Regions from separate parts of the Homo sapiens genome. Here all the other regions are linked to region 5. The links are chromatin loops, found by intact Hi-C in ENCODE. Cell type or tissue: GM12878. All regions are shown on one strand. Region 1 overlaps SLC12A8 (solute carrier family 12 member 8). Region 2 overlaps ITGB5 (integrin subunit beta 5). Region 3 holds the start of MIR5092 (microRNA 5092). Region 4 overlaps MUC13 (mucin 13, cell surface associated). Region 5 overlaps SLC12A8 (solute carrier family 12 member 8). Region 6 overlaps HEG1 (heart development protein with EGF like domains 1). Region 7 overlaps HEG1 (heart development protein with EGF like domains 1).

Region 1 (4,000 bases), 94 kb after region 5:
AAATGTGGTGGTGGATTCAGCTGAAACCATGGAATGAATGGGGGCGAGGCTGGGGATGTGGAAACTGTATCCCAGGGATCAGATCTAGACGACTCAGTGGATGATTGCATGGGGTGCAGGTGGGTGGGTGCTGGGGGGGTAGAAAGGCACAGGAGCAGGTTCTGGCACTGGCGAATGAAACCGCTTCTCACACAGGTATCCCTCATGGGCTTCCTGTTCCTTTTGGGCTTATACATCTCGTCCCTGGCTTCCTGCATGGGAGGACTTTATGGAGCTCCCCGCATCCTGCAGTGCATTGCCCAGGAGAAAGTGATCCCTGCACTTGCCTGTCTGGGACAAGGGGTGAGTAATCCTCTTTTTTTGGTTTGTTTTTTGAAACATGTTTTGCTGCTAACCTCACTGTTGGCCCATCAATTGGTTAAGCTTTTCTGATCAGAGCCTCTGGTCAATTTCTTTGGGGTGACACAGAAAATAATGCAGAGGTCATTTCTTTCAGCCCTGTCCTCTGGCTGGCTTAGGTTAGGGCTAAGTAGATGAAGCATCTTAAATGTCCCAGCCACCCAGCCCCTTAGCACTTTTAGGACTGGGTTAGCTAACCAGTCCTAGTACCATCTTGGACCCTGAGCAGCATGAAAATGCAGTGCCCCATCCTTTAATGAAAATGAATTCAGGATCCTCCAGGTTTAGCATAGAAGAAAGCGTGTTTTGGTCAGGAGGCGAGCTGGTCCTTGCAGCTCTAACTCTGCCCTTGAGTTTCAACCGCCCCTTGGGGGTTGCTGTTTGATGATTTCCTACACCTCTGGCGTCTACACTTCCTGTTAACCATCATGAACCAAACCTTAACTGATACATAAAGGGCAGCTCAGTTGAGACATGGCTGGAATGATTAAAATAGACATTCCTAAAGTCCAGGGGAGGACCAAAGAGACATAAACAGAGAATCCCATTTCCCACTAATATGGTTTGCAAGCTAGAGTTCATTTTTGTCTTGTTGGGGTACCCCAGAGGGCCTCCCCAGCCGCTTCCAATTTTCAGCCTCTCTCTGGTTTAGGGAACACATCGTTGCAACTTATCCTTGATTTCTTCCTTTATCTTCCTCCAAAAATGCAGTTTGGTTTTGGACATAGTCCGTTTGAGATCCTATTAGACGTTCACTGGAAATGTTGAGTAGGCAGTTGGATATGTAAACCTGGGTTTCAGGGGAATGTTTTAGGCTGGAGATTCAAATTTGGAAGTTGTCAGTATAATGCCGGTATTCAAAGCCGTGAGCCTAGTTGAGCTCACCAAGGGAGGGAGTACAGATAGAGATCTGAGGATGGAGCCTGGGGCTGCTTTAAATGTGGAGTTCAGAGACGTGAAAAGCCAGCCACAGAAACCAAGAAGGAGCAGCCAGTGAAGAGGGAGGCCAATCAGGAGAAGTAAGGTGAAGAAAGTGTTTCGAAGAGGACTGAGTAGCCAGCTGGGTTAAAGAAGACAGGGACTGAGAAGTGACTGTTGCTTTTGGCCCAAGAACTATGTCAGTGACTGTGATGAAGAGCTCCCAGGAGAGGCAGCTAGCACCTTTTTTCCACTCCTGTCCACCTGAAGGTCACCATACCCACCTCCATTAATAACAGGTGTGTGTAATGTGTGTGTGTGAGTATTTGCGGATACTCAGTGTCAGAATTAGTGTCAGAATTCCCCTCCTCCAGCCACCAGTGATTCTGCTGTGTCTTCCGCAATCTGCCTCTCCCTGGGAAGAATCAACTTTGCATTTCTTTGATTTTCTATGCTGGTATTAAAACCCAATGAAAGACAAAAGGAGGAAATATTTGGGAAGTCAAAGTTCTATAATAATGCCCCATGTTCATAGTTATTCCTATGGCTGGGCACAGTGGCTCATGCCTGTAATCCTAACACTCTGGTAGGCCAAGGTGGGCAGATTGCTTGAGGCCAGGAGTTTGTGACTGGCCTGGGCAACATAGCAAAACCACGTCTCTACAAGAAATACAAAAATTAGCCATGCATGGTGGTGTGCACCTGTAGTCCCAGCTATTCAGGATGCTGAGGTGGGAGGATGGCTTAAGCCCAAGAGGCGGAGGTTGCAATGAGCTGAGATCACATCACTGCAGTCCAGCCTGGGCAACAGAGCCAGACCCGGTCTCAAAAAAAGAAAAAAAAAAAAAAGTTGCTAATGCAACTAATATCTGTGGAGCTTACTGCATGTCAGTCTGTGTGAAGCATTTCGCATGCATGAACTAATCCCATGAGTAGGATATTATTATCTCAAGTTTATAGATGAATAATCACATGGGGAGAAGTGGCTGAGTCATTATGAGTTGTGTTTCTAGCCTGTAACTTCTGAAATCTCTGAAGCGTTCTATCTGAAATTTTATGGTCCTGCATGTTATTTTTGTTCCTGCAGAAGGGGCCAAACAAAACACCCGTGGCTGCCATCTGCCTGACCAGCTTGGTGACCATGGCCTTTGTTTTTGTGGGTCAAGTGAACGTTCTGGCCCCCATCGTCACCATCAACTTCATGCTGACATACGTTGCAGTGGACTACTCTTACTTCTCCCTGTCCATGTGTTCCTGCAGCCTGACCCCGGTGCCTGAGCCGGTGCTCAGGGAGGGCGCAGAAGGCCTCCACTGCTCTGAGCACCTGCTCTTAGAGAAAGCTCCCAGTTACGGCTCTGAGGGACCTGCCCAAAGAGTCTTGGAGGGCACGCTACTGGAATTCACCAAGGACATGGATCAGCTCCTCCAGCTAACCAGGAAGCTTGAGAGTAGCCAGCCCAGGCAAGGAGAGGGTAACAGGACCCCAGAAAGTCAGAAGAGGAAAAGCAAGAAGGCCACCAAGCAGACCCTACAAGATAGCTTCCTCTTGGACCTCAAATCCCCTCCTTCTTTCCCTGTCGAGATCTCTGACAGGTTGCCCGCTGCCTCCTGGGAGGGGCAGGAGTCCTGCTGGAACAAGCAGACTTCCAAGAGCGAAGGGACTCAGCCTGAGGGAACATATGGAGAGCAACTTGTTCCTGAGCTGTGCAACCAATCAGAGTCCAGTGGAGAAGGTGAGTGCTCTGGTATCACACTGGGGCCTCTTATTTGGGGATGACCACTGATTATCCTACCTACCCAGTTATTGTGAACCAGTTATAACTGGGTTTAAAATCCTTGTTAATTTTGTGCAATATTTGTTTTAAAACATTATATTCAGGTATCAGCTGAATTATTTGTAATTATACTCTGTTATAGATAGTTAATTTTAAACAGAAATTTCTATCTACTCCTGTATGTTAGACCTGAGAGCCACAGCTAGTAATTGGGTATCAATCTCTTTTCACTCAAAAATGAACAGAAGTATAAAGCCTCAATGTGAGTAAAATCAATCTCTCCTTACAAGAGAAGTGGAAATGTGTTGTGATAAACTACCTGTTAAGGATGCAATATGTTTTCTTTGTGGAAGATGAACCTCCCAAACCAGGCAAGAGGGGATGGACAGAAGGTGGCTCAAGCTTTGTTTTCTCAAATCTATAAACACAGAGATACACAGAGACACTCACAGAGAGGCTTATAGAGCATGAGAAATTCTGAAAATGAGAACTCGTATTTTCAAGGACCTACCATATTCTAGGTGCTTTACATCTATTACTTCGTGTAATATAACATATATTAGCATTTTCCCTTTTACAAGTAAGACCTTGTGTCCACATGAGGTCACAGAGAAGACTCTGACCTGATTCTTTGCACAGCTGGACATCACCCTGCATTGTATTGTCTGTATTTGAGGCCCATGTACTTTCCTCTACATTATGCTCTCCCTGGAGCTATATACAGACAGGTGTGGGCAAAGAGGAGGAGATGAGGGACATAGAAGGAGGTGTCTGAAAAATAGTGTTTTGGCCGGGCGCGGTGGCTCACGTCTATAATCCCAGCCTGACCAACATGGTGAAACCTTGTCTCTACTAAAAATACAAATAATTAGCCAGGCATGGTGGCTGCTGCCTGTAATCCCAGCTAC
Region 2 (4,000 bases), 440 kb after region 5:
TGCTGGGCTGTCTCTCCCTTCCAGGAATGCTGGGCCCCCAGCCTGGCCAGACAAGAAGACTGTCAGGAAGGGTCGGAGTCTGTAAAACCAGCATACAGTTTGGCTTTTTTCACATTGATCATTTTTATATGAAATAAAAAGATCCTGCATTTATGGTGTAGTTCTGAGTCCTGAGACTTTTCTGCGTGATGGCTATGCCTTGCACACAGGTGTTGGTGATGGGGCTGTTGAGATGCCTGTTGAAGGTACATCGTTTGCAAATGTCAGTTTCCTCTCCTGTCCGTGTTTGTTTAGTACTTTTATAATGAAAAGAAACAAGATTGTTTGGGATTGGAAGTAAAGATTAAAACCAAAAGAATTTGTGTTTGTCTGATACTCTCTGTGTGTTTCTTTCTTTCTGAGCGGACTTAAAATGGTGCCCCCAGTGGGGATTGAAGCGGCCGTGTACTTCCTCAGGGATGGGACACAGGCTGGTCTGATACTCCAGACTGCAGCTTGTCAAGTAAGCATGAGGTGCTCGGGGCAGTGAGGGCTGTGCAAGGGGGAACACTGAGCAGATACCTTTGGCCCCTTCCAGCTTTTACTGACAGAGAGTTCCAGGCTAGACACCATAAAAACCACCCCTTGTTCTGAGGGGCTGAGGCTGGAAATAGATTGTACAGACAAGCAAGGGTTGAGTGGTGGTTCCCACACGAAGTCATCTCTTAATCATCATTAGCAATAGCAGTTCCCTTCCAAGGCCTCCCCTCACTCCCGAAACACTTACGTCCCATGCAGGCCCAATGCAAAAAAACACATTTGAGCTTTTTTCCCGCAGGGCCATGAAGTCCCCTTAAGTTCCCATATCTAAGATGGTTGACTGACCCTCTCCCCTTATGTACAGAAGAGGAAACTGATTCTCAGAGAGGGGAAGTGGCTTGCCCGAGTGTTTGTTAGGAGGTTACTGAATGACAAACTGTTCCTAAGACCCCATCTCATGCTGGCCAGAGGGCCAGCCTCCTCATTCCTGCTTGCTCTTAGAAAATCTTTCACTGATCATTTTTTGTCACTGGAATAACTTCAAGGTTATTATGCTTTCATTCCAAATGGATCTGTCCTCAGCTCTGGACCCAATTCCCCTTACTTCATTTTGGCAAACACTAAGTCAAATAGTGAAATGCCTGTCACTACATAGAACCTATTACCTGGGGCAAATACGAACAGATTGAGTTTCCTTCATCTTGTGTAAATATGATGAAACAGAGACCTGGTAACTTGGTGACACTGTTAAACCCTTTTTGGGATAAAGCCAAATGTAAATGAAAACATTAAACAGATAAATTGTGGTGTTGAGACTTTTCTGAATTGAGAAAAATAAATGTAATTTTGGAAGAAACTTTGGGTTTCTCTCATGTTTAATTTTGGGTTTCCTGGAGACAAATCATTAACTGGCTCAGAATCTCATTTTCTCTAAGGGCACGACATTCTTTTTTTTTTTTTTTAAGAGAGGATCTCACTGGGTCACTCAGGCTGGAGTGCAGAGGTGCAATCTCAGTTCTCTGCAGCCTCAATCTCCTGGTCTCCCGTGATCCTCCCAACTCAGCCTCCTAAGTAGCTGGGACTACAGGTGTGCACCATCACACCCAGATAATACTTTATTTTTTGCAGAGACAAGGTCTCACTATGTTGCCCAGGCTGGTTGGTCTACAACTCCCAAGCTCAAGCGATCCTCCCACCTTGGCCTCCCAAAGTGTTAGGATTACATACGTCAGCCACCGCGCCTGGCCTGGGCACAACATTCTTGAGCCACAGATAGCAAAGGAGGATTTGTTCTAGTTCCACTTGACGTGGAAAGTGAGGGTGTTTTCGTCTGACGCCGAGGGATGTTACGGAACCAGTGCTCACGGTGCCTTGCTGCCCCCTGCTGGAAGCTCTTGGCATGAGCTGTTTGGAGATCTGACTCCCGAGATTCCGACCCAATGTATAATTTTAAAGGTTATCCAGCGAGCTGCAAGTGACCACAAAGATAATCTATTCCAAACGCTTCATTTCACAACCCACCCCCAGATGGGTCATTTTGTAATTTTAAGATATTTTTATCAAAATGGGCCTTTGGCCGAGCATGGTGTCTCACGCCTGTAATCTCAACACTTTGGGAGACCAAGGTGGGAGGATTGCCAAAGCCCAGGAGTTCGAGACCAGCCTGGGCAACACAATGAGACCCTGGCTCTACAAAAAAGAAAAAAAAAAAACCAGGGAATTCTCATTCAGCTTGATTGACTAGTACTTTATTAAACTAACCAATCGCTACCTCTTCCAGGGAAGAAATGTGATTTTTAAATTTGTTTAATTAGGATCAAAGCTTGAGGTGATTATCATGAAACTCTTGGGATGAATTTCAGGTAAGAGCAAACAGATGGGGAAAAACGGGCAGGGAGGACAGAAGGTCCTTCTCTGCTGGAGTATGCCCTTTAGCTCCTCCCTCTCCCTGGAGGACATCCAATACCATGGTTCCTACTTGCTTCTGAGGACATCCTTGTATACTCAGCTGTTATGGAATGGATTGTGTCCCTGCAAAAATGCATTTGTTGTAAGCCCTAAAGCCCCAAAGTGATAGCATTTGGAGATGATGGAGCCTTTAAAGAATGAATTGCGATTAAATGAGGTCATAGGGTGGCACCCTAACTCAATGCAGCTGGTGTCTTTATAAGACCAGGTAGAGACCCCAGGGCTGCAGAGAGGAAAAGCTGTGTGAAGACACAGTGAGAAGGTGGCTGCCTGCAAGCCAACAGGAGAGGCCTTAGGGGAAACCATTTTTGCTGACACTTGATCAACTTCCACAGCCTCCAAAACTATGAGAAAGTTAGTTGTTGAAACCACCCAGTCTGTGATATTTTGTTACGGCAGCCTGAGCAGACTAATACAGCTAGTAACAAGCTTTGAGACTGGCAGAGAGGAGGCGGGGAGAAGTAAAAGACGCAAAGGCAGTGACAGTGACAGTGCTGGGATGAGGCTCCGGAAGAGGTGTTGCGCCTGTGGGGTGTGAGGTGCCTGAGGAAGCTGGGGGTTTGTCCAGTGGGCACTGGAAATGCAGACAGGGCATGGCATGTGAACATGCCTGGAGCTGGGTCACTGCCTGCATGGAGGCTGTGAGCACTCAGACAGCTGTGGCCTGGCTGCGACTCAGCGTTGGGGCTCCGAGGTCCTGGCTGCGACTCAGCGTTGGGGCTCCTCTGGAGGTCCCCCAGCTGAGAAGGCCTAGTTAGGTCTCTCCCACCCGGCATCCTGTTCTCCCCCAGCTCTGGGGCTCCAGACTTCATAGTCAGGACCCAGCTCCTACTCAGGCCTTCAGACCCTCCAGGGGTGCAAACATAAGAGCTGGAGGGAGAAGAATAGGAGAGACAGCTGTGAGGGGGCTGCGCCTGAGGAACAGTTCTTCTCAGCCCCCAGAGGCCCTGCCTGCTCAGTTGCTGCTTTGGGAGGGACCCATGGGAAGGAGGGAAAGACAGTCGCTGCCTGGCCAGCCCCCCATCTGCGAGAGCCACCTCCAAGACGGGTTGGGTGATGTGTCAGTGAGAAGGCCTTCATATCCAATTTCTTTCTCTTGGATGTGAATGTCAGGAAGTCCATCTCTCCCCATGACTGATGCTTCCTTCTGTCATACAATGGGGCCTGTATAATAGGTTTGGTATCTTGATGGTTAGGAAGCTGGGAACTGAATGCATTTAGTGGACCAGAGACTGTTCATAACATGGGGACAAGAGAAAAAGAGGCTCGGGTTCTTAGTGCCACCCCTTTTCCTCTCAACCCAACCCCACTGCCCCCTCCATTAACAACCCCCATCCTCTTCCTACCTTCCCCCTCCACACGTCCTGATCCTTCTGATAGATACCCAGCTGCATAACGTCTTCACTTTAAGATGCCTCGAATTCTTGGTGGAAAAAGGCAAGCTCTAAACAGCAAGGGGCAACCCATCAGGGGCAGCCACCTCACTGACCTGCTACAGTAGGAGTTCCTGACC
Region 3 (4,000 bases), 52 kb after region 5:
AGTCACCGAAACCCTTTGAGTTTGTCCATCTGTCTAATGGAAAGAAATACCCTCCTGGAAGAGTGTTTTTTAAAGGATTAGAAATAATATGTCCAAAGTAGTTATTTTTTCTTTGAGTTTGGGGGGAGGGGTGGTTCCTTCTCTCTCTCCCCCTGCCAACTGTTTTCTAGAAAATCAGCACTTACTGGATATTGTAGAGAATAATTTTGGGGTTTTATTATTTTGAAGACGGTTTCTTCTGTTAAACTTCTTCCTGCATCCTCTTGAACTGGCAGAAATAAAAATGCTAGACTTTTAAAGATATGACACTCTAGAATCCTGATTGCTAAAAATGAAAAGCATTCTAAAGTAAATAAAATAACAAATTCAAACAGTAAATCTGTAATGACCGAATGAGCACCATTTTAAACTCACACGTACCAGAGGTGATCGTGGTATGAGGAATGAGCATGGTACATTCTGAAGCTCCTGAAGTAATCAAGGGACTTCTGTTATGGCCTAAAGCAAACAAACAGCCACCATACAAACCTATATACATTTCTATTTCTTTTCCCTCAAATTTCTACTTGAAGCAAAAGGAAAGTCACTTCTTGCTTTCTCTGCCCCAGTAACTGTGGGTGGCAGCCAGTTTTTGGAGCAGTTCTGGAGCAATTACTCTGCAATCCCAAATTCCTAGTGTATGAACAAATCTGCTCAGACATTATCAGGGAAGAAATACTGGAACCTGGATTTTAGTCCTGGCTCTGCCACTTTCTCAATCCTTGACCTTGGGGAAATCACCTAAGCGTCAGTTTCCTCCTCTAGAAAATAGAGAATAATAATATCTGCCTCACAGATTATTTAGAGATTAAATGATGTAATAAAACGTATTTCCTCAATTCCAAGTCACCATCAATTTTAATTCACACCAAATTTTCAGGTGGAAAAAAGCCTTACATTAAGTCCTCATGTTGCTTGTAAGACATCCAAATTTCAGAAAATCAAAATGTTTTTAAAAAGTTATACTCAAAATGAGCAACTACTATAAATACGATTGCCTTGGCAAAGGAAGATTCTAAATAAACGTAAGACAGTCTTGTTATCGTGGTCATCCTCCCTGGGCGGAGGATCTGCAATCTGTGCCTGGGTTTCCCTGTCGCCACCACTCTGCTAAGCAGCCGGAAGCAGGGCTGCCCCTTCAGCATTTCTCTTGAGACCTACCGCACCCCCTCACAATCCCAGATCAGATGCCAAAGCCAGTGGGGACTGGACAACATGATGAGCCCAAACCAATCCACGCTGAGCTTGGCATCTGATTTGGGATTCTCCACCTTGCAGAGAATCGGAAAGTATCTCCACAATTTCTTTTGGACCGAGCTGTTCTTCCCTTTCCATGAGTTTCTTTTACACCTGACCTAGAGCCTCTCAACCATTTTTATGTCACTGCACAGCCAGAAAATGATAATATTTGTACAGCACTCCAGGGAAAAGGGAGGAACAGTTGGGCCAAGAGGCCAATGACTTCACCATCTGGAACCCATTCAGGGCATTCCAGCGTGGCCCACCTTCTCCAATTAGCCTCCTCAATGAAAAAGAAAGAGGGGGAGGAAGAGGAAGAGAAAAGAAGAAGAAAACCCTGGTAATGTTCACTGTTTTTTGCTTTAGAATTATAAGGGCACTTTAGTTTTTCGAAGCGTCTTTATGATAATGGTCTGGTATAGTGATCAAAATACCCTTGGGCTTGAAGTGCCATAAACAAACAAGTTGTGATACTTGCGTGTGTATCAGAATCCCTGAGGAAACTTGGTGTGTGTGTGTGAGCGCGTTTCCTAATAGCCTGAGGCCCGGGAATCTGGATTGTAAGAAGTGCTCCAGGTAGTTTTTTATCATGATTTTTAAGTCAGCTCTGGGAACTACTGTCTTCGAGGCCCTTGGAAGGTTTCTCCTGGCACTCTACCTTTCATGTTCTGCATTGCTCATTCTATTTTCCCCTGTAAAGGTAGCCTTTTTGATGCAGTAGTCCAAACCTCGTCTTGCGGTGCCCTTGTATATGTGCTCAGTCCTACCCCCTAGTGTACAAGAATCGCACTGCAAGGAGTAGATAATCAGCTGACCTGTGGGACCAGAAGCTCAGCCTCTCAGGCTTGCAATGTTCTCTGAGAACAGTGTGTCTCAGCGTTTGGTTTGGAGATTTCCTGTATCGGAATTATCTAGAAACTCATTAGAAAAACAGTCTGATCCATACTCTCAAATTTTGGACTAGTAATCTACATTTTAGGTAAGCATACTGGAAATTCTTATGTACATTCAGATTTGGAAACTACTACGTATATGGGATTTACTAATCCTATTGATCTGTAAAGGGTTAATTTGACTCACACATTGTTACCTGTCTTTGACAGGCCCCTTACTGCGAAATAACCATCCATGTACACAATGGACCCCTTGGAGTAACCAGCCTTGCTTCCAATATGACTGTTGGGGTAGTAACCAGGAGAAGGTGCTTAGGCCCTAAATTCTGTCACTGAAGCCAATGGTATGATTAAAGCTCAATGTGAAGACTTGAATACAACACATCCCACCCTCATTTTAGTTTCATCTGGCAATTGAGGTGTTTTTGCTTTGGCCATTATGGGTCTCCCAATCAGAGTGGAGCTTCTAGAATAAGTATTTTTAACATAGAGTCCTTGAGCCCCTGAAGTTGCATGCAAAATTGTATGTAAATAAGTGTATTTTTCTAGGACAGGGTTCAGAACTACTGCCAGATTCTCAAAGGCATTCTTGACCTGAAGGGGGAAAGATTAAGGATTAGAACAGAGGTACTTTTCAGGGTTAGAACAGTGAAGAATTATAAACAAAGGCTCATGTCCAGGTAAGGATTTCTGAGCCTCTGCAGACCAAGCCTGACCAATTGTCCAGCATTCCCCAAAATCCACCTGCTCTCCCTCCTCTTTTCTTTGTGCCTCATCCTTTCTTCCTTTATGCTTTTCTCTCTCTGTTTTTTCTCCCCAATCCTTTTGTCTCTCTTTTTCCCCTCTGCCCCCACTTTGCCATCTCCCCATCCCTCCTCACCTTCCATTTCTTCTCTTTCTCTCCCTTCCTGGCCTGAATAGGAAGCAAAGCATGTTCTTTGACTTGTTCTACCTGTTGAATATTTTCAATATTCCACTTATTTTATGTTGGTGGTTCTTGTTTGTAAAATTATGTGAGTTGCACATTTAATATTTCTCTGGCTAGATGAGAAACTAATGCTTTAGGCATCCTTGTTCCTTGATTGTTTGGATCCAGCCCTTGTTAGAAGGCTTTCTGTGGGCAGTGGTCCCCATCACCCCTGGCCAGCAGCAGGCATGCCTTAGGCCTCCCTCTTGTTCTGAGATTGATTCTGATGAAGAAAAACTGACTGACCAGAATCCCAGACCCCTGGCTCTGAGCCCCTACCCTGATCCCAAAACCCAGCTGTCTCTACTGGATTATTCTCATTTGCTGGCTTTGGCTTGGGGATCAGAGAAAGGAGCCATGGGCTGAAGAGGCCGTGGGACCTGGTCAAGTTTGCAGAAGGAAGTGCGAGCGAGCGCTGCCCAGCTTCGACCCCCGAGTCTGCTCCCACTCTGTGACTCTGTGAGCAGGAGGGATGGGCTGGCCCGACTCCCTGGCTGGGCGTTCCGGGTATGGATGCCTGCCACATGCAGTCACCAGCTGGGGAGGGCCCTTCCACACTTCTGAGCCTCGCCCGCCTCAGCCCTGAGCAGCTGGGAGTTCCGAGGAAGCGATGGGTGACCGCTGAGGGGTGGGCCGACACATCCTGCCTGTGCCCCCCCGCTGCTGGTTTGTGTTCCTCTCACTGCACGTGGCAGGTGTCCCCTGGCTGTGGGGAATTTGCAGATTACTCTCCATGTGACTGTAGAAGCGTCCCTGAAGGCACTTCTGGCTTCACCATTTTGGGGGTACCTCCTGGGGTAGGAGGCAGGATGGTGGGTCTGTATAAAGCACAAAGTGGGATATGTGCCCTCAAGTCACTCAC
Region 4 (4,000 bases), 270 kb after region 5:
ACAACCCTCAGATAAAACACATATATACACATAGACACACACAAGTGTATTTTAGTTTAAAAAAAAATCGTAGCTATTCACAGCAATGAATTGCTGTCAGCTTGGAATGTGTCTCATTTATTAAAACTAATTGAGCATTCTGAAATGTATTCTCCCTAGTGAACAGAAATTTAAAACCAAAATAAACAAGCCACCAAGTCCAAAACTCCTTGTCATAATTCCAAAGACCTGCAAAAACCTCTCAAGAAGTCCCAATTTGTTTTATGCACATCTACAGAAACATGTTGGTTCTTTGGCATCGGCCGAGAATGAATATTCCCAAAGCATGAAATTCAGGGTCTGGTGGGGTTGGGGTTGTTTGCACCCACAGTCTGCCAAGTCCTTTTCTTCTGTCCAGAGTTTTCCACAGCGAGAGCCAGCCCCTGGCCACTCTCACTGCTACTCCGATGATAGAGGGCACCGTGGAGGTCACTTCTATTTCCACCGCTTTCATTCTGATCCCCAATTTTCTCTATTTGCTTTTCTTGTGTTTGTTCCTCGGGGGTCTTGGCTTTTTCATTAAATGGATGGCCTTCCCCATAACTTTAATCAAGTGATAGTTAGGACATTGTCATCTCACAGACCTGGCTTTGCCTCTGGGCAAATTCCTTAACCCTTCTGAGTATTGGTGGGCTCTTCTGTCAAATGTGGGCACTTATGTCTACTTCACAGGTACAGTCGGGCACAGGGCCAGTGCTTGATAGATGAGAACTATCCTGAGTGGCAGGAATAGGAAGACTGGCAGTCAACATTGCCAGTTGCTGATGTATTTCTTACCTAGGAAGAGCAATTGCTGATCTCTTCAACACTTCTGAATGGCTATGTTAGCCAAGCCCTCTTCAAGGTGAAGAATCAGGCTCTGCCCTCAAGGGGCTCATAGACCCATCGGGGAATCAGGAAGCATATTCTGCAGTTCTCTGCACCCTAAGGTTTAGAAATTGCTTCCTCACTAAACCTTTTTCTTTCAATAATTTTTTTAACCTATTGTCAAGGTCAGAGTTCTTAGAGACAAGGAAAAGTTCTAGAAAACTTATCACTGGGCCAGGCAAGGTGGCTTACACCTGTTATCCTAACACTTGGGCGGCCAAGGTGGGAGGATCACTTGAGCCCAGGAGTTTCAGCGCTGCAGTGAGCTATTATGGCACCACTGCACTCCAGCATGTGTGACAGAACAAGACCATGTCTCTAAAAAAAAAAAATAAAATAAAAGAGTGGGGGAAGAAAATGGATCACTGGATCCCTAGAGTTTACTACTCCATGTGTCCAGGGGTTCCTAAAAGTTGTGAAAATGCGACTTTGATATCCATCATAGCTCAGAGGGCAAAGATCACTTATTCATCTTACTCTTAGTCAATGTATCTAGAATTGTGAATGGGAAAACACTACTAGAATAAAATTTTGGAAGAAGTATAATAAGCACTTAATGAGGTATTTTTATTTTATTATTCTTTAAATTACCCAACCCTAACCTTTCCCTCCCTCAATCTATCAAGGTAATGAAAAAATGGGACAGTTGCCTTAAAGTGCAGAAAGACAAAAGTAGTCCATTTCTGGGTAGTCACTGCGCCACCTTGTGGCATTCTCAATTGTCCTCACTGAGAATGGTCTGAAGTATATTAAACCCTGATCTACAGTTACGTGACTACAGGCATAAATAATATTACTTCTTAGTATTCAACTTAAAAAACATTAACTCTTCTGCGGGACTGGTGGGTCACATCTGCAATCCCAGCACTTTGGGAGGCTGAGGCAGGAGGATCATTTGAGGCCAGGAGTTAAGAGACCAGCCTAGCCAGCATAGTGAGACCCTCATCTCTAAAACACACAAAAAAATTAGCCAGCCATGGAGGTGTTACAACTGTAGTCCTAGCTATTTGGGAGGCTGAGGTGGGAGGATTGCTTGAGCCTAGGAGCTCAAGGCTGCAGTGAACTATGATCACACTACTGCACTCCAGCCTGGGTGGCAGAGCAAGACCTTATTCCTAAAATAAATAAATAAACATTAACTCTTTATTTGTCACATTTTTCAATAACATTTTTTCCAGTTTTGTCTGTTTAATTTTTAATGTTATTTATTGTGGGTTTTTTGTGTTTAGAAATAACCATGTATTTTAATTTTTAATGTAGTCATATATTTTCATTTTTCCAGAAAAGAATGAGTTGAGGCTGGGCATGGCACTTCATACCTATAATCTCAGCACTTTGGGAGGCCAAGGAGGGTGGACTGCTTGAGCCCAGGGGTTTATGACCAATCTAGGCAACTTGGGGAAACCCTACCTCTAAAAAAAAAAAAAAAAGAATGAGTTGGATATGATTTAGTATTAAGTAACTGCCATTAGTTATTCAATGTACTGTCTCCTCAAACTTGGTATCTTTGTTCCTCCAGCCACCAACCAAGGCAACTCAGCTGATGCTGTAACAACCACAGAAACTGCGACTAGTGGTCCTACAGTAGCTGCAGCTGATACCACTGAAACTAATTTCCCTGAAACTGCTAGCACCACAGCAAATACACCTTCTTTCCCAACAGCTACTTCACCTGCTCCCCCCATAATTAGTACACATAGTTCCTCCACAATTCCTACACCTGCTCCCCCCATAATTAGTACACATAGTTCCTCCACAATTCCTATACCTACTGCTGCAGACAGTGAGTCAACCACAAATGTAAATTCATTAGCTACCTCTGACATAATCACCGCTTCATCTCCAAATGATGGATTAATCACAATGGTTCCTTCTGAAACACAAAGTAACAATGAAATGTCCCCCACCACAGAAGACAATCAATCATCAGGGCCTCCCACTGGCACCGCTTTATTGGAGACCAGCACCCTAAACAGCACAGGTAAGGACAATTCCCTCAAAGACTCCCCAAGGATGGAGAGTACAATTGTGGAGGGAGGGAGGTGGGTATGTTCTGGTGGGGTAGGAAAATGGGTCTAAAGAGGCCCAAGGTTTCTTTGGAAATGAACTGTGGGCTTGAAATCTGTGTCACAATGTAGTGACAGCAGAGGCCCTAAAATCCTCAGTTTCCTTCTGTTCTCCTTTCCTTCCCTCCCATCCTACCTCAAGTTATTTGCTAGCTGTGCAGTATTTTTTTTAATGAACTTGGGCTTTGTGAAAGGTAGCTCTATAGCTTTCCTCTCCCTAGGGGATTTTTAGAAATAGTTTCAGCTGCTCTGAGAAGACCAGGTCCAAATAAGCACAGACTGTCCAGCACCACTGGTCTAGCTCTCTGGTCTACCTAAGGAAGAAGTCAGTTCTACCCTTGTAAGATGGTGGCTGATCACAATGTGGAACTTGAGCCAAGTCATAGAATTTGAGACTGAGGGGTAGAAAGCAAAACAACAGCAGTGTTCAAACAATCCTAGGCATAACCAGGGCCATTGTCCAAAGGACAGATGCTTTGGGAACACTAAGAGATGACAAGTGACCTCAAGCAGAAGTTAATGAAACAGGAACCATTTGCTTCACTTCCCCAAGCTCAGCCTATAACAGAAATCAACTACGTTTATCAGTAAAGGCTAAATGGCCTTGTGGGCCATGTGGGGTCTCTGTTGTAACTCCTGCACTCTACTATTTTAACATGAAAGCAGCCACAGTTAACAAACAAAAGGTTGGTCAGATATGACTCGTGAACCATAGTTTGCCAGCCCTTGATCTAGAAGAATCGTCACACTTTAGAGCCTAAAGAATCTAGATAAATCCTATCATTCTCAGATGGGAAATCTGGGACCCAGTGAGGGCCATGACTCACCCAGGGTCAAAGATCAAGTGGATGTCTCCCTACCCTTAACTTCTGGTAGCTTCCTCAATGTTCTTTGATAGATTTAAGAAATAGATGGTTAAGCAAGTAGACCCCAGAGGCTGTATCTAAGACCTCTTTCCCCAATCTTTCATGTTTGGAGGGGCCACTCTGAAGGCGGGATCCAATGGGACACAGCTGTCCTGGGATCAG
Region 5 (4,000 bases):
CCCACATATGGATAAGAACATGTGATATCTGTCTTTCTGTTCCTGGTTAATTTCACTTAACCTAATGACCTCCAGTTCCATCCACGTTGCTGCACATGACAGGATTTCATTCATTTTTATGGCTAAATAGTTTTCCATTGTATACATTTACCACATTTTCTTTATTCATTCATCTGTTGATGGACACTTAGGTTGACTCCTTTTGCTATTGCGAATAGGGCTGCAATAAACATGGGTGTGCAGGCATCCCTTTGATATACTCATTTCCTTTCCTTTGGATAAGTACCCACAGTGGGATTGCTGGATCATATGGTAGTTCTATTTTTAATTTTTAATGAGCTTCCATATTGTTTTCTATAATGCCTGTAATAATTCACATTTTCACCAACAGTGCACAAGGGTTCCCTTTTCTCCAAAGCCCCACAAACACTTGTTATTTTACATTTTTTGGATAATAGTCATTCTAACAGGTGTGAGGTGGTATCTCATTGTGGTTTTGATTTGCATTTCCCTGATAATTAGTGCTGTTGAGCATTTTTTCATGTGCCTGTTGGCCATCTGTGTGTCTTCTTTTGAGGAATGTCTATTTAGATGTTTTGCCCACTTTTTAATGGGATTAGTCATTTTATGCTGTTGAGTTGTTTGAGTTCCTTGTATGTTCTGGATATTAGTCCCTTGTTGCATGAATATCTTGCAAATATTTTATCCCATTCTACAGGTTGTCTTTTCACTCTACTGTTTCCTTTGCAGTGCAGAAACTTTTTAGATCAATATGACCCCATTTGTCTATTTTTGTTTCTGTTGCCTGTGCTTTTGAAATCTTAGCCATAAAACCTTTTCCCAAACCAATGTCCCAAAGCATGCCCCCTATGTTTTCTTCTAGCAGGTTTATAGTTTGGGTGTTACATTTATGTCTTTAATCCATTTTGTGTTGCTTTTTGTATAGGTTGAGAGATGGGGGTCTAGTTTCATTCTTCTGCATGTGGATATACAGTTTTCCTAGTACCATTTATTGAAGAGGGTGTCCTTTCCCCAATATATGTCCTTGGCACCTTTGTTGAAAATCAGTTGGCTGTAAATATGTGGATTTATTTCCAGATTCTCTATTCTGTTCCTTTGGTTTATGTGTCTGTTTCTATACCAATATCATGCTGTTTTGGCTACCATGGCTTTGTAGTATATTTTGAAGTTGGGTAGTGTGATGCTTTCAGCTTTGTTCTTTTTGCTCAGGATTGCTTTGGCTATTCTGGCTTATTTTTTGTTGTTGTTTCATACAAATTTTAGGGTTTTTTTTTTCTATTTATGTGAACAATGTCATTGGTATTTCAATAGGGATTGTATTGACTCTGTAGATTGCTTTGCATAGTATGGCCATTTTAACAATAGTAATTCTTCTCACTAATAATTCTTTTTTTTTTTTTTTTTTTTTGAGATGAAGTCTCGCTCTTGTCCCCCAGGCTAGAGTGCAATGATGCGATCTCAGCTCACTGCAACCTTCACCTCCTGGGTTCAAGCGATTCTCCTGCCTCAGCCTCCCAAGTAGCTGGGATTATAGGTGCCTGCCACCACGCTTGGCTAATTTTTGTGTTTTTAGTAGAGACGGGGTTTCACCATGTTGGGCAGGCTGGTCTCAAACTCCTGACCTCAGGTGATCCGCCCGCCTTGGCCTCCCAAAGTACTGGGATTACAGGCCTGAGCCACCGTGCCCGGCTTCTCATTAATAATTCTAAGCATGGGATGTCTTTCCATTTGTTTGTGTCCTCTTTAATTTATTTCATCAGTGTTTCGTAGTTCTCATTGTAGAGGTTTTTCATGTCCTTGGTCAGCAAGATTTTTAAGTTGTCATAACATCATTAGATACAGATTTAAAAAAAAAAAAAAAAAAAACATGGTTAATACATTCCGCCTAGCTATGAATAGAGGGACTAGGTAACTTCAAACCTTCTTACTGCCTTAAGGTAAATTTCATCCATGGTCAGATATAGACAAAATACTGCATTTGCCATCATTTAATCGTCTGGGGTTTGCAAGGAAAGCCTAGATGCTATGGTAATGCCTCTGAAGTACTATTCTTGTAATTTGAATAAGGTGCCATTAGGTGGTGCTTTTACTCTGGCCGCCTGGCCTGATTGAACACCCTGGCTTCCTGTAGGGGAGAGTAACTGAGTTTTAGCTTACCTTTTCATTCATTTTATACTTTCTCTGGCCAAAACACATCTCTTCAGAATAACAGTTAAAACATTAGATAGTTCTATATTCCTAGAACATTATCAATTAATTGTAGTAGGATTAAGAGAAATACACATACGGCTGGGCGAGGTGGCTCATGCCAGTAATCCCAGCACTTTGGGAGGCCGAGGTGAGCAGATCACCTCAAGTCAGGAGTTCGAGACTAGCCTGGCCACCATGGTGAAACACCGTCTCTACAAAAATACAAAAAAGTTTAGCTGGGTGTGGAGGCAGGTGCCTGTAATCCCAGCTACTCAGGAGGCTGAGGTGGGAGAATCACTTGAACCCAGGAGGCGGAGGTTGCAGTGAGCTGAGATCAAACCCCTGCACTCCAGCCTGGGTGACAGAGTGAGACTCCATCTCAAAAAAAATTAAATTAAAAAGAAATACACATACTTCAGTATAATTCAATTCAGTATCTCTTTTTGCTCTTCAATAATTATCAAGTATAATTTAATCTAATTCCTAAATTTTTTCTTTCTGAATTTTAACACCTTAATCAAAGGGTGGGTGCGCTTGACGTGAAAAGTCTTTAGAGGTAGTACCTATTTAAGCTTTGATGCTTCTTTTTTTTTTTTTTTTTTTTCAATCATGGCTTACTGCAGCCTCAACCTCCTGGGCCTGAGTAGCTGGGACCACAGGTGCATGCCACCATGCCTGGTTATTTTAAAAATATTTTGTAGAGGCAGGGTTTTGCCATTTTGCCCAGGCTGGTCTTGAACTCTTGGGCTCAAGCAATCCTCCCATGGGCCTCCCAAAGTACTGGGATTACAGGTATCAGCCACCTCACCCGGCTTTGATGCATTTCTAATACAATAATGCTTTAACATTTACCACTGCTTGGGAGAAAGGTCCTATTTACATTCCTTTTGTTTTTTGTTTTTAGAGACAGGGTCTCACTCTGTTGCCCAGGTTGGAGTGCAGTGATGTGATCATAGCTCACTGCAGCCTTAAACTCCTGGGACTCAAGGGATCCTCCCACCTCAGCCTCCCAAGTAGCTAGGACCACAGCACATGCCACCATGTCTGGCAAATTTTTAAATTTTTTGTAGAGATGGGGTCTCACTATGTTTCCCAGGCTGGTGATGAACTCCTTGCCTGGCCTCAAGTGATCTTCCCGCCTCAGCCTCTGAAAGCACTGGGATTACAAATGTGAGCCACCGTGTCCAGCCTGTTTGTTTTTGATTTGTTGTGTGAATGTCTTCTTCCCCACACGAACAGTCAGAAAGAAAGAAAAAAGGGTAGTGTGGTAAAAACCACTCACCTGTGTAAAAATTCTAGCATGTTCTTTTCCCAGTTTGCAGATATCCGGTAAATCACATCCATGGTCACTGTCCCTGGTTACAGGCTTTAGGAGCTTACTGATTAACTTGAGGCAATGGTGGCTGAGCAACCCTCACTAAGCCAAAAATAGTTGCGTTCCTGCTCTACCATGAGTCTCCGTGTTCATAGAATTCAACTTAAAACCGAAAGCCATGACTCCTTTTGAGTCACTTTCCTTTTTAATTTTAGGTAGTTATTAGTAAAGAATAACACAAAGCAAAAACAAATTTAAAAACTTAGAGATACACAAAGAATTTTGAGGTAGACATTGATTTTACAAAAGGATTCACCATCTTTAAGTATTCCATGTATTCAATACATTTTAAAATGTGATTGAAATCACAGGAATCTTTTGGTGAATTCATCCACTGAATAAAATGACATATAGCCATAAATGGTATCCCTAATGCCAGGTCAGCCAAAAAACCCATTCTGTTTTTAAAATATT
Region 6 (4,000 bases), 210 kb after region 5:
CTTTGAAGTGGAGGAGATTTTAAGGTTTGAAGTGGAGAAGGTTTTGTTTTGTTTCACTGTCTTGTTTTTCCATTCCAGCGGGCAGCTTGTGCAAGCGGAAGAGTCCCGAATGTGACAAAGACACCTCCATCTGCACTGACCTGGACGGCGTTGCCCTGTGCCAGTGCAAGTCGGGATACTTTCAGTTCAACAAGATGGACCACTCCTGCCGAGGTAGCCACAGCTTCGCCTGGGGTTCTGTGCCCAGTCCTGGGACTCTGCCTGGTGCTCTGTTTCTCTTTCTTGCTCTCTCTCTGTCTTTGCTTAGGCGTGACCATTCTAAACTGAGGGTAACTGGTTCTTGTTATTTTGCTCGTGGCAGGATTGAATACATTATCTCCTTGGAATAATAGCATTATCTTTGACTGGTGCATGCTGGTCTGGCCAATTAAATTCAAAGGAAGACAGAATGGAATGCCTGTGGTAGCAGTGCCTTTTCTTTTTTTTTCCATTTAAAGGAAGTTAGAAAAATTATTGTTTTAATTCCCAAAGCTTTATCTGTTGTCTGCTAATCTTTTAAAGTGGAAGTACAAGCGTGGGGTCAGGCTTATATCTTTCAGAGGCAGCTGAGGCCAGAGTCAGAGCCCGACTCTGCCTCACTGATCATGTATCACCTTGGGCAAGTCACTTTGTTTCTCTGAGCCTCGGTTTCCTCTCCTGAGAAATGGGTATGGTGATCCTCTATTGGATATTTATTCTAAGAGTTAAGGAAGGCAGTGGATATAGAGGCCCTTTGTAAGCTGTCAGCATCTGCTCTTGTATTTGGTCCAGGTTGTTGTTGAATTAATGAGTTCTGGTTTTAAAGGTCTCATGAAGTGCTTGAGAGCAGAAATCTAATTCTACTAACCTTTAAGGTGAGGCTTAAATTCATTTAGTTTCAGGGAAAAACTGCTCAAAGAATGTAGTCCAAGAATACTGCTTTAAAATAAAATTAATTCAGGTCCAAGAGCACCACGCACCCTGACTTATAAAAGGCTGCTGCAACTTGCAATCACCAGAAAAACTAACGATATAAAGGCCATCATGGATGGCCAGTTTTCCTACTCAGTCAACACCTTGCTGGTGACAGATGTCAATGGATGTTACTGGAATCTGAATAAAAATCACATACTGGGGCGAGGCGACATGCCACTTTTCTCCATCAGGACTTCCCATGAGAGGACTTGTTCATCACAGATAAAAATATATTTCAGGGCAGCACTCTTATCCTGAGCTTCAGACCCTCTGACTTTGTTAGGTTTGGATACAAAGTTCTTCTCAAGTGCGCATCATCAGCTCTCCAGGTGGGACCTGTGATGGGTTTTGAAGGGGAGGGCCAACTCTCTGTGTTGGGCCTAGGTCCTGATGTGTGACTAGGACACAGCATGTCTCAGTGCCGTGCCAGACTGCCACATTGCTACAAAGAGATGATGCTTCCTCATGCCATCTTATCTGCTTTAATGCAAAGTGTTCCTTGCACCTCTTAGAAATGGGGAGTTGAGCCGGGCGTGGTGACTCACGCCTATAATTTCAGCACTTTGGGAGGCCGAGGCGGGCAGATCACCTGAGATCGGGAGTTGGAGACCAGCCTGACCAACACAGAGAAACCCCGTCTCTACTAAAAATACAAAATTAGCTGGGTGTGATGACGCATGCCTGTAATCCCAGCTACTCGGGAAGCTGAGGCAGGAGAATCGCTTGAACCCGGGGAGTGGAGGTTGCAGTGAGCCGAAATCACACCATTGCACCACTGCAGCCTGGGCAACATCTGTCTCAAAAAAAAAAAAGAAAACAAATGAGGAGTTGAGCCCATCTTCACATGGGAAGGGGACTGGGCTAACATCCATGTGTGTTGGGGCGCTGTGCTGCTGACAGGGGATGACACAAGGTGGGCAGAGGTATGGGCATGGTGCTGTGGTGTTCCCTGTGAACAGTGTCTCAACAATGGCCCTATCACCTTTGCTTCTGGCTGGCCTGCGCCACTTCCTCTGTTTCCAAGTCAGCAATTTTGTAATTGTTTCAGTTACAGGCTAGCATTAACAATAGCTGTGAAAGATTTACCGAGTGTGCTGACACAGGCACCAGCAACCTTATGTTGACCAAGTGAGGACCCAAGAAGCAGCATAAGGAAACCTTGATTCACTTTTGGGCTTGTTGCTGAGACCCCGTGAAGCCCTTTCTCAGCAGTATTTGCACCATCAGGCCTCTGAGGAGTGGATTCCGGGCTTCTTGGGCCACAGCCCTTTAGGCTGGGTTCTGATGGGTTAGCAGTGACATCTTCTGGCCATCAGTGCTGGAGCACTGACACCTCAAATCAAGGCTCAATATAAATAGAGGATAGAGGAGTGTGTGTTTTCTAAATCACTGCAGTTCAAGCTATACATTAGCAAGTCTCTATGTTCTCTGCAGCGTGTGCGTGCACACACACACATGCACACACAACGTGCTTGGTGTCTCACAGAAAATGTCTTTGCCAGACTTTCAAAGCTACACATAAAATCAAAGTAGATATCCCTCTCATAGGTTTCTTAGCTTCCTTCCATCATGCAGGCATCATGATTAATTCTTTTTTTTTTTTCTTTTTAGAGACAAAGCCTTGCTCTGTCACTCAGGCTGGAGTGCAGTGGCGCAATCAAGTCTCACTGCAGCCTTGACCTCCTGGGCTCAAGTGATCCTCCCACCTCAGCCTCCCAAGTAGCTGGGACTACAGGTCCTTGCCACTATGTCCAGCTAATTTTTGTATTCTTTGTAGAGATGGGCTTTTGCCATGTTGCCGAGTCTGGTCTCAAACACCTAGGCTCAAGCAATCCACCCACTTCGGCCTCCCAAAGTGCTAGGATTACAGGCATGAGCCACCACACCTGGCAATGAATTCTCACAACCTGTTTGCATGTCTCTTTCTTTAATCCGACTGCCATTCCCTTGAGTGCTAGAACCATGTCCTGAGCAGTGCAGGGTTCAGCAAATGTCTGTTGAATGAACGAGTGGATGATAAGGCAGCAAATAAGATGGGAAAAGATTGACATGGCTAGATATAATTTCCTGCAAGGGAACAAAAGAGTTTTTAAGATGCCACTGTCAGCTGGGCACAGTGGCTCACGCCTATAATCCCAGCACTTTGGGAGGCTGAGGCGGGAGGATCATGAGGTCAGGAGTTCGAGGCCAGCCTGGCCAATATGGTGAAACCCTGTCTGTACTAAAAATACAAAAATTAGCTGGGCGTGGTGGTGCATGCCTGTAGTCCCAGCTACTCAGGAGGCTGAGGCAGAAGAATCGCTTGAACCCAGGAGGCGGAGGTTGCAGTGAGCTGAGATCCCGCCACTGCACTCCAGCCTGGGTGACAGAGCAAGACTCCGTCTCCAAAAAAAAAAAAAAAGATGCCACCATCTACTTATTTCTATTTTTAAGTCCAGAAGACTTGAATTCACTTGTGTCTTATGGCAATAGGGGAAGCCCAGTTTGGGAATATATACTAGCTGTTGCCAAATTCATTTCATCTTCAGTGCTCTGTGGTCAGAATACCTCTGGGGCAGGGGTCCCCAACCCTACCAGTTTGTGGTCTGTTAGGAACCGGGCTGCACAGCAGGAGGTGCAGTTAGGAACTGGGCTGCACAGCTGAGTTCCGCCTCCTGTCACATCAGCGGCAGCATTAGATTCTCATAGGAGTGTGGACCCTGTTGTGAACTGCACATGTGAGGGATCTAGGTTACGTGGTCCTTAGGAGAATCTAATGCCTGATGATCTGAGGTGGAACAGCTTCATTCCGAGACCATCTTCCCAAGACCACCCCCTTGCTGGTCCATGGAAAAAATGTCTTCCATGAAACCAGTCACTGGTGCCAAAAACGTGGGGACTGCTGCTCTAGGGTGAGTGAGATGAGAAGCTGGGTCCTAAGGAGCACAGGAGCACCTCACTGACAAGGTTTCCCCAGAACAGCGCCACGGCACAGTAGCACTCAACCACTGATGCGTAACGGAATGAG
Region 7 (4,000 bases), 150 kb after region 5:
AGAAGCTTCCTGCAGGCCTTTCGTGCCATGGGGATGCTGGTAGTCAGGGCCTGGCCCCTGGGACTTCCAAATACACTGATGTCAGCAGCAAGGGCCACAGATGTCCTTTTCTTCCCTGTGGGCCATTTCCAGCTCTTCTCTTCCTGGCAGAGTTCAACTTCTCACTGCTGAGTAACCGCGTTTGCATTCCATTATGTGGATTGTTTGCCTGTATTAGACTGTAAGTCCCTGGAGAGCAGCTCCCTGTTTATATAGCCATTGTTAAGCTTTTGCACCCACCCGTCACCCTGCTGGCTGTTCAGCTGATGTTTATTGCTGGTGTTTCAGCCAGTGGTGACAAGATGCTGAGACCTAGAGGTTTTCTTTTTCTGCGTGTGTTTTTCTACCACTCAGGACTTCCGAGCCACAGTTCTAAGCTGAATGCAAAGTTTATATGCCTTAATTTTGTGATCCATATGCTATGCTTTAATTGTGAGATCTGCAGATGAGAGGGAGAGAAGGCTTAAATCATAATGAAAATCAATGCAGAAGGAAAGAACTTTCCCACCCAAAGGGGAAATGACGCTGAGTAGCTGAGCAGCCAGCCCGAGAAACAATAATCTTAGAAAAATGCAGCTCCCTGGAGGAAAGGAAGCGCTTTGAGCTGAGCCCCGTCTGAGCTGTTAAATAGCTGTCGCCTGAATTGCTCTAACTTTGTGGGCCAACTTCGTCATTTAGCTTGGCTGCTGGGAGAACCATTACAAGGTGCAGCGGGCAAGAGACAGCCCCTCAGGGAGGGGAGAGTGGCTTCCCTCCAGAAGGCGGCTACCTCACTCCTGGCGGAGGCTTGGGGGTGGTGGTAGTGGGGATTCCTGAGAAGCCTGTTTGCTTTGATGGAGGGTGTCCCAAATAGAAGGGGGGGAGGCGGGAGGGGGCAAGGGACTCTCCGTGGTGCATGAGTGTTTAAAAGCCACATCCTTTTTACCTTGCAAGAACCCTTTTATTGCTTTCCTCAGCCTGTGTGCACATGCTGAACTGTTATGTTTTGCCAGAGACCCGAATGGTGTGGACTGAGGGAGACTGAAAGGTATTTGCTGCCCAGCTGGGCAGTTTCTGCATCCTTGTCCTGGAGGCTGGGGAAGGAGCCTCTGCCCTCCTGGTGATCCCTCCTGCCTTCCAGCAGCCCCGCCCAGCTGGCTGAAAACAGTGTTCCTGAATTTAACTTGTCCTTGTCCAGAGACACTCAGAAAGAAAGCAAAGAACAGATGGCAGTTGTGGTTTTGTTAGCCACTTACTGCCTTCTTCAGTGGCTTCCCTCTGTCTCCAGCGTCCTTTTTGTATGAATGGGAGGTTTCAGCTGCAGTAAATATTCTCTTCCAAGAATCCTGGGGAGGCAACAAGGAAGGAAACTAGTTTTGGGGTCTGACTTTTGACTCCCTGGCCTTTGAACACGTATGTGTGGTCGGCGCCTTCACACTCCTTATCCATTTAATCCTCAAAACAAGCCCGTGAGGGATGTTATTTGCCTTTTACAGTTCTGGAAACAGTAGCCTGGAGAGGTTAGATCACACGGTAAATGGAGGCGGCAGGATTTTAATAGATTTTGACCAAATCCATGTGCTTGTCCCACAATATCAGGAGGTCTCAGTTTTCTCATCTGTAAAATGGGGTACCAGTTGTCCTAGATCTCTAAGATCCTCTCCTGCTCATCATTCGTCTTCCTCCCTCCCTCCATTCCTTGCTCTTGCTTTTTTGTAGAGATTAGGGGCCAGCATTGGCGTGGGGAAAATATGAGGAGATGGCAGTGGCAATGAGGACACCTATTGAGTAAAAATTTTTTAAAAATTTTGTTTGAAATTACCTGAGACAAGACCACAAGTCTTTAAAATGACATTTTATATAGAGATTGTAAATTATGCCCTACTCATATGCCAATCCATAGGTTATTGATGCCAGAGGTTGCTGCATTAATTATAAGCCAAGCTGAAATGAATTGGTGACTTTCTTAATGGGCCCTCTCCTGGGAACGTGGAGCAGTGGCTGACATTGTGAGGCAGTTGTTATGAATACCTGCCCAGTAGGAGGCGAGGTTAAATGGTACTCCATGCAGATGCTGTCAAATTGCTTTCATTTGAACATCTATGCTCTCTTCTACCCACTCACCATTCATCAGGCATAGACAGAAACAAAGACATTTCTATCCTGTTTTTTCACTCTTCTTTTGTTGGAGTGTGGCAGATGCCTCTATTTGTGTCACATTGGACTGATTTGTAAATCAAGATATATTTACAGAAGCCTTGCTATGTGGAAGAGCCGTGTGAGGTGATGAGGTTGCAGTGCCTGTCTGTGATGCCCCCAGGGAACATTCAGTCTTGTTGGAGCACACACATCAAGATTGTAAAAAGCGAAATAACGATGCATGAGTGATTCACAACTGAAGAAATGCCACAGGAGATCATACTGACCAAAGGAATGGTGAGGGTGGAAATGGGCTGCTGCATGCAGACGTGGAGACCACTGGGGGCTGGATAGTCCAGGGAGACTTCAGTGGGAAAGGGGGGAGTTGATTTAACTTTGAAAGTTGACTGGGATGTGGATAGACAGGGAGGTGGAGGATGGGCTGGGCATGATGGCTCACGCCTGTAATCTCAGCACTTTGGGAGGCCAAGTCGGGTGGATCACTTGAGGTCAGGAGTTCCAGACCAGCCTGGCCAACATGGTGAAACCCTGTCTCTACTCAAAATACAAAAATTAGCTGGGCATGGTGGCATGTGCCTGTAATCCCAGCTACTCAGGAGGCTGAGGCATGAGAATCGCTTGAACCTGGGAGCCGGAGGTTGCAGTTAGCCGAGAGTACACCACTACACTCTAGCTTGGGCAACAAAGTGAGACTTCATCTCAAAAAAAAAAAAAAAAAAAGAGAGTTGGTGGATGAATGGCATCCACAAAATCCCAAATATTGAAAAGCCCAAGACTTTTCAAAAGGGAGGTGATCAACAGTCAGTAAGGCTGGAGAAAAGGACTTGAAGAGGCCAGTTAGGCTCCCAAATCAACTAGTCATTGAAGACAAGACTGGAAAGGAGGATTAGACCTGATTGTGGAGGGCTTTAGAGGCCTGTTAAGGTGTTTGTTTTCATCCCATCCACACCAAGGAGCCCCTGATGGCTTCTGAACAGGGAAAGCATAATTAGCTTGTTCATTTCTGCTTGGAGCTGGGGCCTCATAGATGAACCACATACATATCTGCCCTCACTACAGCCCCGTAGTTGTTTAAGAGACACTGGAATGCTGGTGGGCATCGTATTGATGTGTTGGGAGGAAAGACTGAGGACAGAGCATGGGTTAGAGTGGAGGTAGTGGAAATTGAAAGGGAGAGATGCAAGGGCCACTTAAAAGAGTAAGGCTGGAGTAGTAGACTGCCTGGCCACGGGGATGATGGGACAGAATGGAGAGGAGCTCTTTGCTTTTAAAGGGGCTCCTTCAGTTTCAGCCGTTCAGTGTAAAGACTGCATGTCCCCTTGGAAGTATTCTGTGGATGGTTGAGAATGTGGAACTGAACTAGAGGGAGGCCGGGGCCAGATTCAGCCCTGAGGGGCAGTAGTTAAAGCCACGGAGGAAGAGGAAATCAGCTCCAGTCAGGTGGAGAACATCCAGTATGGATGGTGGGGAGGAAGGGATGCCAGCCCGGCATGAGGGCGCAATGAGAGGTGGGGGTGGCTTGCAGGTTGGCTGTGGATTGGCAGATAATCTGAATATAGCATGGTTTATGCATCATATGTGGAGGTCTGTGAAGGTCCATGTAAGTTAACATATTTCTGCTTTCTGTCTTGATTTGTCCTCTCATCTGGAAACTATCCAAGTTAAAAGGCAGAGGGAGACTGGGGAGAATGAGGTCTGGGGAAAGGCCTCTGGCCTCCATTCTGAACTGTTTAGTGGGACTCCTAAAAGTGCAGGAAGAAGCCTGCCTACCGTATGATAGGCATGGAAGGCCTGTCTGTGGCAAAGTTTGATGGTGAAATAA

The links. Hi-C counts contacts between places; a loop is a spot of excess contacts. Peaks named below come from ENCODE experiments on the same cell type or tissue, not always from the same donor. Only the 100,000 strongest peaks of a DNase experiment are listed, where the experiment ranks them.
Region 1: a loop joins it to region 5, with 5 times the contacts of the local background. A loop is called at or near these places in 2 of 110 quality-filtered maps.
Region 2: a loop joins it to region 5, with 7 times the contacts of the local background. A loop is called at or near these places in 2 of 110 quality-filtered maps.
Region 3: it touches region 5 in a loop (7-fold over the local background); 2 of 110 quality-filtered maps call a loop at or near these places.
Region 4: a loop joins it to region 5, with 7 times the contacts of the local background. A loop is called at or near these places in 14 of 110 quality-filtered maps.
Region 6: a loop joins it to region 5, with 7 times the contacts of the local background. A loop is called at or near these places in 12 of 110 quality-filtered maps.
Region 7: it touches region 5 in a loop (2.5-fold over the local background); 6 of 110 quality-filtered maps call a loop at or near these places.

What each region holds. Positions count from the first base shown.
Region 1 is chr3:125,106,531-125,110,530 of GRCh38, reverse strand. It overlaps SLC12A8 (solute carrier family 12 member 8), which reads left to right. Exons shown (of 14, transcript NM_024628.6): 9 at 196-342; 10 at 2,405-3,050. Among named protein-coding and RNA genes, the nearest start is that of MIR5092, 43 kb to the left of the region's middle. RefSeq lists enhancers at 1,364-1,533, 1,554-1,633, 2,214-2,283, 2,294-2,343, 2,118-2,618 and 1 more. In GM12878, no CTCF peak of the experiment used is centred here; DNase peaks (open chromatin) are centred at 1,623, 2,012 and 2,260; H3K4me3 peaks cover 4,000 bases; H3K27ac peaks cover 4,000 bases.
Region 2 is chr3:124,759,323-124,763,322 of GRCh38, reverse strand. ITGB5 (integrin subunit beta 5) reads left to right here. Exons shown (of 15, transcript NM_002213.5): 15 at 1-1,375. Among named protein-coding and RNA genes, the nearest start is that of MIR544B, 29 kb to the right of the region's middle. RefSeq lists enhancers at 1,747-2,041, 2,578-3,167, 3,168-3,757. In GM12878, a CTCF peak has its summit at 1,888 (motif pointing left); a DNase peak (open chromatin) is centred at 1,852.
Region 3 is chr3:125,148,767-125,152,766 of GRCh38, reverse strand. The region is part of intron 5 of SLC12A8 (solute carrier family 12 member 8); the gene reads left to right. MIR5092 (microRNA 5092) reads left to right here and starts at 1,215; the gene lies at 1,215-1,302. RefSeq lists enhancers at 3,447-3,516, 3,537-3,726, 3,837-3,926. In GM12878, a CTCF peak has its summit at 2,057 (motif pointing left); a DNase peak (open chromatin) is centred at 2,063; H3K27ac peaks cover 860 bases.
Region 4 is chr3:124,926,419-124,930,418 of GRCh38, reverse strand. MUC13 (mucin 13, cell surface associated) reads left to right here. Exons shown (of 12, transcript NM_033049.4): 2 at 2,426-2,887. Among named protein-coding and RNA genes, the nearest start is that of MUC13, 6.3 kb to the left of the region's middle. In GM12878, a CTCF peak has its summit at 1,614 (motif pointing left); DNase peaks (open chromatin) are centred at 1,605 and 2,492.
Region 5 is chr3:125,200,518-125,204,517 of GRCh38, reverse strand. All of the region lies in intron 2 of SLC12A8 (solute carrier family 12 member 8), which reads left to right. Among named protein-coding and RNA genes, the nearest start is that of SLC12A8, 10 kb to the left of the region's middle. RefSeq lists an enhancer at 3,344-3,423. In GM12878, a CTCF peak has its summit at 2,112; a DNase peak (open chromatin) is centred at 3,567; H3K4me3 peaks cover 894 bases; H3K27ac peaks cover 1,338 bases.
Region 6 is chr3:124,993,902-124,997,901 of GRCh38, reverse strand. It overlaps HEG1 (heart development protein with EGF like domains 1), which reads left to right. Exons shown (of 17, transcript NM_020733.2): 12 at 79-213. Among named protein-coding and RNA genes, the nearest start is that of HEG1, 60 kb to the left of the region's middle. RefSeq lists a silencer at 2,203-2,497. In GM12878, a CTCF peak has its summit at 2,299 (motif pointing left); a DNase peak (open chromatin) is centred at 2,261; H3K27ac peaks cover 399 bases.
Region 7 is chr3:125,049,041-125,053,040 of GRCh38, reverse strand. All of the region lies in intron 1 of HEG1 (heart development protein with EGF like domains 1), which reads left to right. Among named protein-coding and RNA genes, the nearest start is that of HEG1, 5.0 kb to the left of the region's middle. RefSeq lists a silencer at 884-933 and an enhancer at 1,074-1,203. In GM12878, a CTCF peak has its summit at 2,033 (motif pointing right); a DNase peak (open chromatin) is centred at 820; H3K4me3 peaks cover 2,102 bases; H3K27ac peaks cover 1,889 bases.